4 separate regions of the Homo sapiens genome follow, and all the other regions are linked to region 1. A link is a contact called in ENCODE Hi-C or POLR2A ChIA-PET data. All regions are on one chromosome and are shown on one strand. The core of a region is the stretch at or near the end of the contact, and the rest is flanking DNA. Distances in the headings are between cores, read along the strand shown.

Region 1 (3,418 bases), core at 519-3,018:
CTACATTGACGGGACATCTCATTTTGGACTAACCACATTTCAAGTGCTCAGTATTCACATATGGATACTGTGCAGGACAGCACACACTAATTGGTAATGTAAATACAAGTTAGTTAAGATCTGTGAAGTACTTTATGGTTTCCAAAACTCTTTTGGCATTTAAATCTTGCGTCAGCCCCAGCAGGTAGATGTTTATCATTTCCATTTTGTAGAGGAGAGGCTGCAGCAATTACCTGTAAGTCACCCAAGCTCATCCAGCTAGTAAATGGTGAACTCAATTCTTGTCTTAAACCTGGGCACTTTCCCTTTTGCTTGCTTGCCTAAACAAGCAATACAAAGACAAACTTAATATTTATACACATACGTCCCATGGCTCATTGCAGTAGTACAGGACAGAAACAATTATTTCAAAATCCACCTACAATCTAGTCTCCAAAAATCCTGCCCAGTTTAATTGCACCACAATCTACTAACTGTAATTCTAAAAATGTGTATGTTGGATAATCTTCCAGCTCTAAAGTGCTGTGAATTAAAAAAATGCCATAGGCAGGCATAAAAAAATCCTACCCTCTATTATATTCTCCATCTGATATAGAATATATGATATATATTCTATAAATGAATACATGATACAGAGTCTATCATGTAGTGATTTACTTTTTACTTTTGTGAATTACAACGTGGTAGGGTAGGAAATGAGAAAGCTTAAAAAGCCTAATTTTCTCACTAAAGCATAACCAGACACAGCAGCCTATTAGGGGTTTCTCCAGAAGATGGCAGGCAGTCAAGGGGGACAGAGTTCGACCCGCGACAGGCCAACTGATTTCCCCAAAAAGATGCCAAGGGCAGCTAACCGCCCTCCTGGCCCGCGAAGCTGCTCCTTGAGGGCCCAAAACTTCCCGGAGGAGCCAGAGGAGGCCCTCAGGAGCCACAGCTCTCCCTGACTTGGCCTGTATTTGCACCCCTAGGGATCCCATTCCCTTTCCCGACGCAGCGCAAGGAAGGGGAGCGGAATGGGGGCTGAAAGGCAATAAAAAACTTGTAAAGCCGTATCTGCTAGTTCTCCCAGTGGGCTATGTCCCTGCAAATATCCTCCACAAGAAGTAAACTGGGTGGGTAGGAAGAGGTGAAGGCTCCCTCCTCAGGGCTGCCGGGACCGCCTCGAGGGCTTGTCTGTTTAGGTCCCAATTCCTCCCGGATCCGTACATTCACACGAGCGCAGGGCAACAATCTGAGCGAGTGTTCGTGTGTGCCCGTGTGACTCGCCATCGCGTGGCAGATGTTCAGTAGAACATTACAGTAATTTCTGTTACAGGTCCATGGGCGCAGGTCCCTGAGCCCACAGCTTCGCGGGGGTCTGGCCGAGCATGCGTCACAACCTACGCGGCCAAGAGCAGTGCGCACGCGCAACCTAACGCGGGACTGCCAGCAACTTCCGGGCGTTTACAGGCAGGCAGGTCAGTGATGTGTCCTAAGGGTCCGACCGACCTAGATACCCCTCTTTGATTCCTCCTCTTGGGATTAGTGTCCATCTCTGGAAGCAGGATCCAGGAGGACGGGAGGGGCCGCTGCGGACCGCAGTCGCTCCACCTGGAGGAGACACCAGAAGGAAGACAGCCTGAGGGACGCAGCCATCCCCGGCTCCTACCGGCGCCCCGCCCCGCGCATGCGCACGCGCACAGGGAGTCAGCTGGCTGCGCGGGAGGTCACGGGAAGTGGGGCGGTGCCCAGACAGCTGGAGGGAAGGAGGTGTCAGGCGGGGAGAGACGCAAACGGCGGGACCAGCAGCGACGGTAGCAGCAGCATGGCCGCGATCTATGGGGGTGTAGAGGGGTGAGTGCGGCCCGGCGGAGGGAGCCTGGGCCCGAAGGCGGGGCGGAAGGCCGTGGCCAGCCTGGCAAGCTGGTGGCCTTGATCCTCGGCGTCCGGGCACTTTGGGCGGCGGGACCTTGCGGTGAAGAGGTGTGTGCACGCGCAGGGGCGCCCTGGAGCGCACAGCTGTATGCCTTACGGGGACTCTGCCTGTGCAACAGCCACACCCCGGGTTGGGGATCCTTTGTGTTTCTTGGCGGAACCACGCCCCTTTCTTCCACGAAACACCCACTCCGCTGTCTTCAGCTGGAGAAGCAGCTCCTTTTTCCTATTCCTGACCTCGGACAGAGTTTTGCAGAACAGGTGTCAGGTGTGAAATTGCTGAGCGCGGGCAGGGTGGGGAGTGGGAGTGGGGAGAAGCGGGACAAAGATCTTGGCTGAGGTTATCCGGGAGCTGGAGCAGCTGCGAGCCAGAGTACTAGGTTGTCCTGATGTCTGAAAACCGCTCCATCCCTGTTGGCCTTCCATGCTGCTTTCACTAGATTGCATTTTTCTGCTCAGAAGCTTGTTTACTGAACTTTTTGTAATAGCTCTGCCCCTGGGTATGACCATGGACAAGATATTTACCCTCCCTGGGCTACAGTTACCGTATGTGCAAAGTGAGGATAGGGATAAATAAGATCGCTATGTCCCTGCCAGTGGCAACATTCTGTGAATCTGAGTTTGTCAAATCAGGGAATAATGGGGGTCGCTGGCCTCTCAGCCAGGGCACTGTACTTTCGAATCTGTGATTGTTTTCACTTCTCTGGCAGCCACACCCCACTGCTGATTCACAGACCCCAAAGTCTTTTCACATGAATTGTTAGGAATGATCTTTCCCATCCTGTATTTGTAGCACTTAAAAAAAACAGTATAGGAGTCTGCATTCATCCTTGTTATAGTCATCTGTAAGATATGACCCGTTTCTTCCAGTTCGTCAAGACATGCTTTTGGATGTGGAATCTGCCACCTCATGTATTAACTACCCCCTTGAAATTTCATGTCCTCTTTGAGTTTGATGAGCGGTCTTCAGTGTCTTCTTCTGCCATTCCTAAAAGTAATGATCAATAAAGAAACATATATCCCATCACCACAGATCTCCCTGTGAACTACTGTGACCCCCAGTAATCAACATTTGAAGGTTTAGTTGCTTAAGTATGTATGAAGTCACCCTGCCATCTGGTCAGCATTTCTAGCAAAGGTGTCTTGAAGACCTTGGCAGCTGGATCTTGAAATGCAGTCTTTAGCTATTGTGAGGGAAGCAGAGAGATGTGCCATTTTTCTTAGGAGTGTTTGCTGAGCATTGCCTGTGCCAGCTCCTGTGCTCGTTCTGAGAGGGTAAGTAAGTGATCAGGAGCTTGACCCAGTGGAGCTTGAAGTCTAGTGAGAGGCGGACACAAAGCGTCTGAACACACACTTCATACAGAGGAGACTTTAATAACTTTGGAGGCACTATGAAGGTTTAACTAACGGAGACTTAACTAATTCGTTGGGGTGGGCCACACCTCAGAAAAGGTTTCGAGGACTAGGTGAAGCGTAAGTAGAGTCTTGCAGGATAAGGAGGACA
Region 2 (3,311 bases), core at 338-2,837, 2.1 Mb after region 1:
AGCCTGCCCTGCCACCTGGTGGTGAGTGAGGGCACGGCCCCCAGCTGCTCTCGGGTAGGTTTGCCCCCAAGTACGTGGACTATTCGCTCCCTGACACCGGGCTGCAGGCTTGAGGGGACCCAGGGTCGGTTTCAAGAGCCTCTTCTCTGGCCCTGCCAACTATCTATCTCCCCCAAGTCCGTGGACTATTCGCTCCTTGACACCAGGTTGCAAGCTTGAGGAGAGGCAGGGTCAGTTTCAAGAACCTTTCTCTGTCCCTGCCAACTATCTATCTATCTATAATTATTTGATAGATAATTGTGGCTTGATCACGGCTCATTGCAGTCTAGACCTCCCCAGGTTCAGGTGATCCTCCCACGCATCACCACGCCCGGCAAATTTTTCTATTTTTTGGAGAGACAAGGTCTCACTACGTTGCCCAGTCTGTTCTTGAGCCCGGGAGCTGGAGGCTGCCGTGAGCCGAGATCGCCCCATGCCAGTATGGGCGACAAAGCGAGACCCTGTCTCAAACAAAACTCACAAAATCAGGGGACAAGGAAACAAAACAAGGCTTGATAGTCAGGCCTAGCTGTGGGGACAAATGCCATAGGTCTGTGGTTTGCAGCTTCTTGGGGTCCTGAGAGAACAGGCCCCTCCCCCTTTTCACGACAGTGTGTGCATATGCACACTCACTTCTGTATCCAGTTTCAGAGGTTCTCAGATCTGAGGTCCCCTATGGACTCCTCCGCTACCCCCGGTTGCAAGGTCCCTAAGCCATTGAAGAATCTGACAGAGGCACAAGTCCACCCTGACCTTTGGCAGGACTGTTCTGCTGCCAGAGGGATTACCGAGAAAGGAAATCTTGTCCTGGACTCTTCAAGTGGGGTGAGTGAGCTCCGGGGTATAAGCTAGTCCTTCCCTTCAGGCTGAGAGCTAGACAGGATAGGAGTAAGTTGGCCTTCTGCTGTCCCACTCTAGGGCTGGGTCCAAAGAGCGCTTTACTCAGTGAAGACAGGCCACTGTGTGGACAGAGACAACATACATAGAAACATGCATCGGAGGCCGGGCGAGGTGGCTCACGCCTGTAATCCCAACACTTTAGGAGGTCGAGGCGGGCGGATCACTTGAGGTCAGGAGTTCGAGACCAGCCTGGCCAACATGGTGAAACCCCTAAAAATACAAAAATTAGCTGGGCTTAGTGGCGCACGCCTGTACGCCCAGCTACTCGGGAGGCTGAGGCAGGAGAATGAATCACTTGAACCTGGGAGGCAGAGGTTGCACTGAGCCGAGATCGCGCCACTGCACACCAGCCTGGGCGACAGAGTGAGACTATCTCAAAAAAAAAAAACCACAACAAAACATGCAACGGACTCAAAGATACACACATCAAAACTGTACGCGCACACAGACTCTGATACAGAGGTACAGACACAAAAAGGCACCGATGTAAAAGCACAAAGGCAGGCCCAGTTACACTCCCGTCAACAAACCACGGAACCTAAATTCAGACTTGGTGGAGCCCAAAACCTCGCAGCCTCAGGGGCACTCTCGCCGGGGGCGGGACCAGAAGGGGGTGTGGCCTCTCAGGTCGAGGCGGGGTTAAGGGTCATAAGGCGGAGGCGCGCCCAAGATGGCGGCCTCCATGTGCGACGTGTTCTCCTTCTGCGTGGGCGTGGCGGGCCGCGCGCGGGTCTCCGTGGAAGTCCGTTTCGTGAGCAGCGCCAAGGTGAGGTCGGGGCGGGTCCTGCCGGGAGCCTCTCCCCAGTCCGGCCATGGAGACAGCCCGGCCGGACTCCATGCCCGGAGCCCAGAGGCTTCTGTGCCGCTCGGACGCTACGGCCCTGCCCCTGCTCGCGGCCCGGGGGCTCCCAGTCTGTCCCTGCGCGCAGGCTCGTGGCGCGGTCACGCGATAGACCCGGGCCTCCGGAGTCTCCGTGCGCATTTCCTCCCAGCGGAATTCGGCCAGCCCGCGGGAGGCCCTTCTGTGGCTGCTCGGGGCGGGGCTAGGGGGCTTTGCTGCTGTATCCCTGGAACGGTGGGCGGGGATGTGCCGGGCAGAGAGAACTGAGGTGTAAAAGAGGGAGTCCTCACGAACTTCATGTGTGAGATTTGGGTGAGGGGATGAGGAGAGAGGCCAAGATCCTTCACGAGGGTCCTTGGAGTGCTGAGGAATTTGGACCAGAGTCCAAAGGCCGTGGGGGCATTGGGAGAGTTTTTAGCAGGAAGGTGACGTGATTTTGTCGTTTTTATTGTGTTCCAAAAGTTCATTGTAGAAAAAAATACAAAATGCATGTAAGGAAAGAAAATACAAAAATCACCCATACTTCTATACTTGTGCAAAGATGAGTACGTTAAAATTACATTTTTAGAAACTGCTTTTTGATGCAGCAGTGAATCTTTCAATATCAAGCCTATTTCTACATATTAAGTTTTAAGAGCTGAGTAGTAGCTTCTTCCGTGAGAGGGTCACAGTTCACTCAACCAACCCCTTATTAATGGACCCTTTATTGTTGTATGGTATTTTTCATCCCCAGAGTCAAAAGTCTTAGAGCTCATTTTCTGTGCAAACATCCTCTTGTTTTGTCCAGCAGTATTTTTTTCCTAGTTATCTTTGCCTATTGATATGTGTAAAATTATATTTGTTCTCATTTACGTTTCTTTGGTTACTAGTGAGGTTGAATAATTTATCCTGTGTAGTGGCTGTGTGTATGGTTGGTTCTTGCCCAAGACGTAAGACCTCTAGTTGTCTGTTGTCTGCTCTCAGCGTCATCATATTGATCTAGTTTTCCAGCTCAACCTTCCGTGCCCCCTTTCTGCTCTAGAGGTATCTGGAGCAGTTTGCTCCTTCCCTGGTAAATCAGCTTCCCTACATCCCTGGTCTCCTTACCTGTTCCTATCTCCATCTCCATAGTCTCTAGTGCTCCTGGGTGGCCACAGTTTGAAGGCCTCTCAGTTCCATCATTCTTGGTTTGCAGTGATATTCTTCACCTTTTTCTTCATTAGCCCCCAGTCTCTCAGCCCCTTCCTTTCTTCATTTCTTCCCTCTCGCTTCTTCACTTCAGCCACTCTCCTTGCACAGTTTTCCTGTCCCAGGCTTCTATCAAGGCCCTAGCTGATTGCCCTCTCCTTGCCTACATCTGATCTGCTGCTGGAGAAAATAACATACCTGCCTGGACTTGGTAACAGCATGGATTATCCTGGGCTTTTTGCTTCTCTATTCAAATGAGATTGGTTTGTGATTTTTTTCTCTGTGTTATTTTCCTCAAGTTGCCACATGAGGGTTATACTTGTTTTTTTTTGGTAAAACAGAAATGCTTTCTGTCATTACATTG
Region 3 (3,484 bases), core at 153-2,652, 2.8 Mb before region 1:
AAAGAGGAAACTAACGACTAGGGCTTCCCCGAGCGAGAGAACCGGTAAGGTAACAGGCTAAAAGGGCGTCGTTGATTTCTTGGCTGCAGCGACAGAGGCGGGAGACACACCCCTAGCGTCGGTCTGAAACACTACAGCAGCGAATTCTACCTAGGGATTAATGTGAGGGTAAGGAAAGACAAATTAAAATCGCCATGATTCAAAAACAACCACTCCAAGAGAGAGACACAAGAAGGTACCAAAGAAAATGAAAAAACCCTTGGTAGTAACGGAAGCATGAAAAATTAAGCGCCCCCATTTCTCCCAAACCAAGTTCGCGTATGTTTTCGTGAACAAACACCTTGGATCTTTCCGGTTCGCCAGGGCAGCGAGCAAAGCAGCAGCGAACGGAAACCCCGCAGGGCTGCGCACCGCAGCTAAACCGACGCTCGCAGGAGAGGGGAAGTGAGTGGCAGGGTTCCCTGCCAAGACTCACTGCTGGGAAACAGGCAGTGAGTGGAAGCAGCAGCAGCTCTGGAGAGTAAGTGGGTCTTATGTAAAGTGCCATTTGCCACATATTGTTATTTCCAAAGGATTTCAGAATACCCTCGAACTCGAAAAACAGAGTGAGTGTGGAGGGGAGGGGGGTGCTCCACGTGGAGGAGGGTCGCGAGAAGGAGAGTGCGCCGGGCTGATGGTCAGCGGTGCCCGCGGGGGTCGATGCCGGGCGGGACCGGCGGCGCGGGGGTGGGGCGACGGCGGGGCGGCGGCCGAGCAGCAGAGGGGCGCCCCGCAGAGGCCGGGGGCGGGCGCGGGGGCCCCGCCGCCGTCCTGTCAGCAGCCGCCCCGCCGCCCTCTCCGGCTCGCCCGCAACCGCCGCGGGACCCGCCGGGCCCGGGTCTCTGGAATTTTCCACGGGGGACAGCCGACCGGGGGCGTCGGGGCTCGCCCCCGCACCCGACCCGGACGGCGGCAGTAGGGGGAGGGATGGTGCATCGAGGAAGCCAAGGTCTCACCATTTTGCTCGGCGGGTCGGCGGCTCGCTGGCTCGCTGGCTCGGAGAAGTGTTGCGCTCAGGCTGGCTCGCAGGAAACGGCGGCGGCGGCCCAGCTGCGGCCCTCGGGTCGCCGGCGGGGAGGGGGCGCGCGTGGGGGAGGGGAGGCGGCGCCGCGGGGCCCGCGCCGGCCGGGCGATTGGGCACGCGAGGGAGCGGGCAGGGTAGGGGGAAATAAATTAAGGTCGAGATTCAGAGCCGGAGAGCGCGGGAGGAGCAGCGGCGAGAGGCAGGAGAGGCAGAGAAGAAGAAAGGAGGGGGAGAGGGGGCGAAGACGGCCGGGAAACTCGGGGGCTGCAGCCTCGCGCTCGCGCCGGAGCCGTGACGGACTCACTGCAGCGGCTCGCGCTGACCCGCAACCTCAAGGCACGAAAAAAGGGGAGGGCGGAGAGGGAGGGGAAAGCGGAGTGCTGCAGCGCGCGGGGCGGGGGCGGGGCTTCCGCGAGCGCCGCACATCCGGGAACCTGCGCGCCCCGCTGGGCGGCGAGTGCCGCGGCGCTCTGGCGAGCTCTGGTTGGGGAACGCTGAGCGCGCGGACCACGTTCGCCCCTCAGCCGGCCGCCCCTTGCGTGCAGGGTGGGGGGAGGCCAGGGGCGGGGGCGCGGACGTCGGTGACGTCGCGTGGCGGAGCCCTTCCGGTCATGTGGCTGGAGGCGGGCGGGGAAGAAGGCAAGGCTGGGAGGGGAAGGAGGAAATGCGAGGGTTCCCCGGCGGGAGGAAGCGCGAGGGGTGCGCGAGTGCTAGCGAAAGGGGGACAGGGGCCCTGGAGTGGAAGCCTTGCGGGAGAGGAGGAGCAGAGGAGCAGTCTTAGGGTGTCAGAACCACCCGGATGCCGCACCAAAAAACAGGAAAAATCCAAGTCCTGCGAGAGGCAGTCAAAGGTATCTGTGCATCCGTGTACCGACTTGGATCCACTACAGAATTGCACGGCCCATCAGGACTGCTGTCACCCCGGTGCAGCACCCGCAGGCCCATCTGTAATATGAATTGGCAGAGTCAGGAACCAGGTTGCAAAGACAGAGAAGCGAGCCAAAGCTGGCCGCAGCCCGAGGCGTGGGGAGAACCTGGGCAAACGAGGAGAAGGGATACTTCCCACTCGCAGAAAGACTTTCCACCCAGCTCTGCATTCCCATAAACCGTCCAGACTCCCCTTTGGCGGAGTCCATCAGTTTTTGTTTAAAAAAAGAAAAAAACTCGAATGTAGATTGCCCGCTTATCCTTTTAGTAGAGCTATATCCACTCCTGTGGCAATTATCTTCCCAGAAAATTCAGATTACAATAGGAAATTACATCCAGAAAAGCATAAGGAGGAAATTTATGTTCGAGAGAAGAAATAAAGCTGTCAGGAGAGGTGTGATGAGGATAACGAAGAAAACATTTTGCAACTATTTTAACCAGTTATTCCTTTACAAGCCTTGATAATCGCCCGCACTCGTGTGTGTTTGAGAGTGTGTGTGTGTGTGTGTGTGTGTGTGAGAGAGAGAGAGAGGATGTTTTCTGAGTGATCGGAAACTCCTTATTGATAAAGCCTTTGAGTCATTTTATAAAAAGCCATTGTGTTGTTTTTTTTTAAAAAAGTCTTAATGATCCTTACATGAGAACTTTATTCTTTTTATGTGCTAATTATTTTTCCATATGATGAGCATGCATTTTTTTCTAATAAACGCTCAGCGATTTGCCCTAGGACTAAATGGTTCCTGTCTCTCTTTCTCTCTGTCTTTCTCTCTCTGTCAATCCCCCCCTCCCCGCCCCTCCATCCCTCCCCTTCCCCCTTCAGGAGCTACTTTGCTTCTGTGTCAGGATGAATAAGGAAAAGAACTTAGACATAACAAGCTGTGTCACACAGTGAATGTATCAAGGAAAGGCCAAGAAGGGACACTTTCTTCCACAAGTTTCTTGATTTAAATATGTTGCTATTTGATACTAACATATTACAGAACAAGAAAAAGTCCCTAGGGTATATGTGTAACGTTTTCTAGGTATACTATTTAAAATTAGTTTTTTATCATAAAAAGACGTGCTTTTTAAGAAAAAGTACTGTATGCAAAATTCTTCCTCTCTCCACTTACCAGAGGTAATCATGCTAACTGCATTTGTTTGTGTCCCTTGGACATTTTCAGTGAAAATCAAATTATTTTAACTAAGGGGTATGCACTAAGAAGGAATTCGAGCTATTTGGAATACAGTGGATTTAAAATAACCCATAATTTTGTTGTGTTGGAGGCAATTTATACTAGTCTGAATTCAGTAAGATAAGTAAATCCAAAATGCACCTTTAATAGGTTTTTCATCAAAAGGCTGAGGGGAAAAGTATGGTAAGTAGTCATTCTCCTTTTTGTCTCTTTCCATTAAATTTTGATGTAAAGCTTAGTGTGAGTGGGAACAGGTACCAAACAGTCCTGCAGAAGCATATGTGTTTTTAAAAATGTATGTACCAAATAGCCCTGCTAA
Region 4 (3,312 bases), core at 307-2,806, 2.0 Mb after region 1:
GGAGCGGGGACAGGCAATGTAATAAGGTCACTCAAGTCCAGGCAGGGACACCCCGACACTCTCGCCCTAGATGGCCTCCTACACTGGAAGGAAGATGCCAGTCTCGCCTCGGATACCTACATGCTGAGATGGCCTACTTTTAAAAGGAATTAAAGTCCTGTTAAGAAACACTGGGGACATTTTTTTCAGACGGCTCAGGAGCCAAGTTCCCTAATTATCAGCAAAGCTCGGGGCACCCCCTTGCTGGAACCAGTCCCCTTCCACCACAACAACAAAAAAAGAAAAAAAAAGCCACCGCACCGACCTTAGCACAATTTCCTTTCTTCCTTCAAAGTTCTTTTCTGGCCGCCTCGGCTGCCGCCCACCCCTGGCAAGCCCCGGTTCACTTCAGCGGTCTCTCTGCCTGTTTCCTAATAAATTCCGTCTCATTGGTGCGGGAGGCGCGGGAGCCCGAGGGTCTGCGGCGCGGGAGCGGCCCCTCCCCGGCTCCGGTCTCCGGGCCCAACCAGGCGCCCGGGCTCCGCGTTCCACCCCCGCCTCCGCAGTCTAGGGCCGAGTCGGCGACGCCCCAGAGGAGGTCCCGGAGGGAAAGGACCCCTGTCGCCGTGCCCCGAAGAGCCTGAGCGGGTGTGCCCAGAGCCAGTCCCCGGCGGCGCGGGGGCCCGGGCGCGGGAGACCCTCCGCGGAGAACACAGCGAGGAAGAGGCTGGGGGGGGGTTCCCAGGCGGCAGCCCCTCGGAGGGACGACGGCCCCAGGGGATGACACAGCGTTTCCCCCGCACGCCCTGGCTGCGTCCCCTCAGGGCATCGGCCGGCTTGCTGCGTCAGCGAATCCTCAGCCCGAGATGGAGAGCAGGGACGGGGGACGCCGGACCGCCGCTCGCCTCGGCACTCGCCCCCTCAACCTGCTGCGCGCGCCGAGCCCGGCTTGGGGGCCAGGGCTGGGGAGTGACCGCGGGGCGCGACGCTGCCCGGCGGCACCGCCAGCAGCTCGAAAGGAACGTCAGTCCCCACCGGGGGAAAAAGTTAGAAGGCATCCCGGCCACGCCAACTTCCCATCCAGGGCCAGACTAGAACTTTGCGTCCCGGGCGGGCAGCTGCACAACCCGGAGCGACCCTGAGCAGCCGCTCGAAGCCGGGCGCTCGGGACCTTGACCGCAGCCGCCGGTGGCCAATCACAGGGCGCCGCGGGCGGGAAAGGCTAGAGGGCGCGGGCAGTCGGGGAGTGACGGCGCCAAGGGCCAATAGGAAGCCAAGATGGGAGTCCGCGCCCGCCCCGTTGACCAATGGGAAAAGGGTGACTGTGACCGAGGTTCCCCCCCTGGCGCTAGCTGCAGGCTCCGCTGGCCGCGGGTGGGAGACCCTTGGGCGGAAGGGGACTTTGGAGGGGAGTTTGCTCGTCCTCTCTTTGCCACCCGCCGGCCCGCAGACCACAGCCCGGTCCTCACCTGCTGGAAGCGGGGTTTGCCCAGTTGGAAAGGAGGTGCATCGCTCGAGGCGCTAGCGGCACTAGCCGCCGCCGCCGATGCTGTAGTCGCTGTATCCGCCATGGCCACTGACGCCCGCAATCTCCGGCCCTTTTAAAATGTCCCTCCTCGGCCCCCGCCACAGCTGCCTCTCCCGATTGGCCCTAATCAACCGCAGCGAGCGGGAGGCGCAAGGCGTTGTGGGGAGTGTAGTTTTTCGCGTCGCGGCGCTTACAACCGTAGACTGCGGAGAGTTGCGGCCGTCCGGAGAGGTCTCGGTGCCCGCTGTCCGCGTTGCAAGGTGCAAGGTCGGCAGTCCAGGAAAGGTGTTCCTGTACGACGACCACGGGCCACCCCTCGCTGCTTAGTTGCCCCCAGAAGTTAGAGTTGCTGCCGTGGGCGTCGCTCCTGGGGCCAGGCAGCGCAGAAGGGTCCCATTCAAGGGGGAACCTGGGACCAGATGGGCAAAGACTCCAGGCGGAGTAGGGTTAACCTCGGAAGGCTTTCTCCAAGGAGTTGCACTGCGGACCTTCTCGTACTTTCCTCCGTCGCCACCCTGCCCACTCGTCCTGTGCTCTCCGGCTGCCCTGACACTCAGTTCCTGGAGCATGCTGGGGCCTGCCCGCCTCCCGACCCCTGAACATTCTGTACCCGGAAGACTAAATCTTCGCCTGATGCTGGCTTTCTGGCTTTAGCCTAAACATTGCATTTCCCAGTCCATCACTCTGCTTGCACAAAATCCCACAGAGGCTCCGTGGCACCCAGCACTTCTCTTTTGCACTCACAACTACTTACTGTTCTGGACAGTCTTTCTTACTGTAAAGTTCACAGGGCAGGGGCTATGACTTTTTGATTCACTTCAGTTTTCAGAGCCAGACATAAAAGGGCTCACAGTAGAGACTCAAATAAGTGTTGGCTGTGAGTTCATCAGTGGGGGATTAAGAGCCCTGGCAGCTTTCACCTTGTCTGGCCAACCAAGGAAGATCCCTCCTGGGCCTAATTCCTGGGCAGGAGGAGAACTTGGGACTAGGGTGGGTGGGGAGGGTGTTAGGTAAGGGGGAGTATTACAGATTGTGGAGTAAGGATCAGTATGGATAATAAACACATACAGTTGTAGAATGGATTAGCTGAAGATTCCCAGCTGAATTACCTGGTCAGTGAGCCAGACTTCGGGAGCTGCCTGTTTTGCCCAAGATGACAGTAGAAATATTTGGTCTTCTAGGGAACTCCACTTTGGGTCTCATTAGTCTCGTGGTGGAGTGCAGGGTTGGCTCATGTCTGCCAGTGTTTCTGGACACTACATGAGCTGTAGCAGTCAAAGTTTTTCATCCTCTAGTAGTTGAACCACAAGAAACACTTTTCATAAAGCTAGGGGGAGATTCTAGCTAGCCACGAAGAACAATTTGTATCTTGGATTTGTATCTTATCTTAGAGATTCTATCTAGCCATGAAGAACTATTTGTATCTTGGATTTGTATCTTATCTTCCCCTGCTAGACCATGCAACTTGAGAATAGGAATCCATTTCTTACCCTCTGTATTACCAATAAATGGGCCCATCTTAGGTGCGCAATAAATGTGGGTACCCTGGGAGTCAGAAAAGACTAAGTTCAGGCTGCTGGGCAACACTGTGCTGCTGCCCCCTTATAAGGGGCAGGGACAGTGTCATCCAAGAATCCCATCACCTTGATTTAAGGTGCTTTCTCCCACAGCAGCCTCCTGTAACTGTTCATTCCAAAACAGGAACACAACAGAGCCACCTGCAGTACATGAATGTTTTATTCTTCATAAAGTGCTTAAAACATGAAGAACAAGCTCTTTATAAAGAGCCTTAACTAGGAAGACAA

The links. Hi-C counts contacts between places; a loop is a spot of excess contacts on that map. ChIA-PET counts read pairs that join two places held with the same protein, here RNA polymerase II (POLR2A). Pooled maps may share reads with other maps.
Region 2: a loop to region 1 is called in a map of CD4-positive, alpha-beta T cell, with 4 times the contacts of the local background. The contact joins the promoter of SMYD5 here to the promoter of NAGK in region 1. A Hi-C loop is called at or near these places in 2 of 168 maps with a recorded cell type or tissue (CD4-positive, alpha-beta T cell and CD8-positive, alpha-beta T cell), 3 of 37 single-sample maps with no recorded cell type and 9 of 50 pooled maps.
Region 3: a map of naive thymus-derived CD4-positive, alpha-beta T cell shows a loop between it and region 1 (29-fold over the local background). The contact joins the promoter of PPP3R1 here to the promoter of NAGK in region 1. A Hi-C loop is called at or near these places in 1 of 168 maps with a recorded cell type or tissue (naive thymus-derived CD4-positive, alpha-beta T cell), 1 of 37 single-sample maps with no recorded cell type and 7 of 50 pooled maps. POLR2A ChIA-PET finds 5 or more read pairs at or near these places in 2 of 52 experiments (CD4-positive, alpha-beta T cell and activated CD4-positive, alpha-beta memory T cell).
Region 4: a map of CD8-positive, alpha-beta T cell shows a loop between it and region 1 (8-fold over the local background). The contact joins the promoter of SFXN5 here to the promoter of NAGK in region 1. A Hi-C loop is called at or near these places in 1 of 168 maps with a recorded cell type or tissue (CD8-positive, alpha-beta T cell), 2 of 37 single-sample maps with no recorded cell type and 12 of 50 pooled maps. POLR2A ChIA-PET finds 5 or more read pairs at or near these places in 1 of 52 experiments (activated B cell).

Annotation. Positions count from the first base shown.
Region 1 is chr2:71,066,880-71,070,297 of GRCh38, forward strand. It overlaps NAGK (N-acetylglucosamine kinase), which reads left to right and starts at 1,769. Exons shown (of 10, transcript NM_017567.6): 1 at 1,769-1,833. The coding sequence starts at 1,805. RefSeq lists a silencer at 1,995-2,054.
Region 2 is chr2:73,212,658-73,215,968 of GRCh38, forward strand. SMYD5 (SMYD family member 5) reads left to right here and starts at 1,588. Exons shown (of 13, transcript NM_006062.3): 1 at 1,588-1,705. The coding sequence starts at 1,610. RefSeq lists a silencer at 52-121 and enhancers at 1,444-1,738, 1,526-1,765.
Region 3 is chr2:68,251,130-68,254,613 of GRCh38, forward strand. PPP3R1 (protein phosphatase 3 regulatory subunit B, alpha) reads right to left here and starts at 1,403. Exons shown (of 6, transcript NM_000945.4): 1 at 996-1,403. The coding sequence starts at 998. PPP3R1-AS1 (PPP3R1 and CNRIP1 antisense RNA 1) reads left to right here and starts at 474. Exons shown (of 2, transcript XR_001739527.2): 1 at 474-605. RefSeq lists silencers at 723-832, 1,013-1,062, 1,323-1,762 and an enhancer at 1,853-2,522.
Region 4 is chr2:73,070,156-73,073,467 of GRCh38, forward strand. It overlaps SFXN5 (sideroflexin 5), which reads right to left and starts at 1,557. Exons shown (of 14, transcript NM_144579.3): 1 at 1,449-1,557. The coding sequence starts at 1,550. RAB11FIP5 (RAB11 family interacting protein 5) reads right to left here. Exons shown (of 6, transcript NM_001371272.1): 6 at 3,227-3,312. RefSeq lists a silencer at 496-1,285 and enhancers at 1,426-1,475, 1,676-2,155.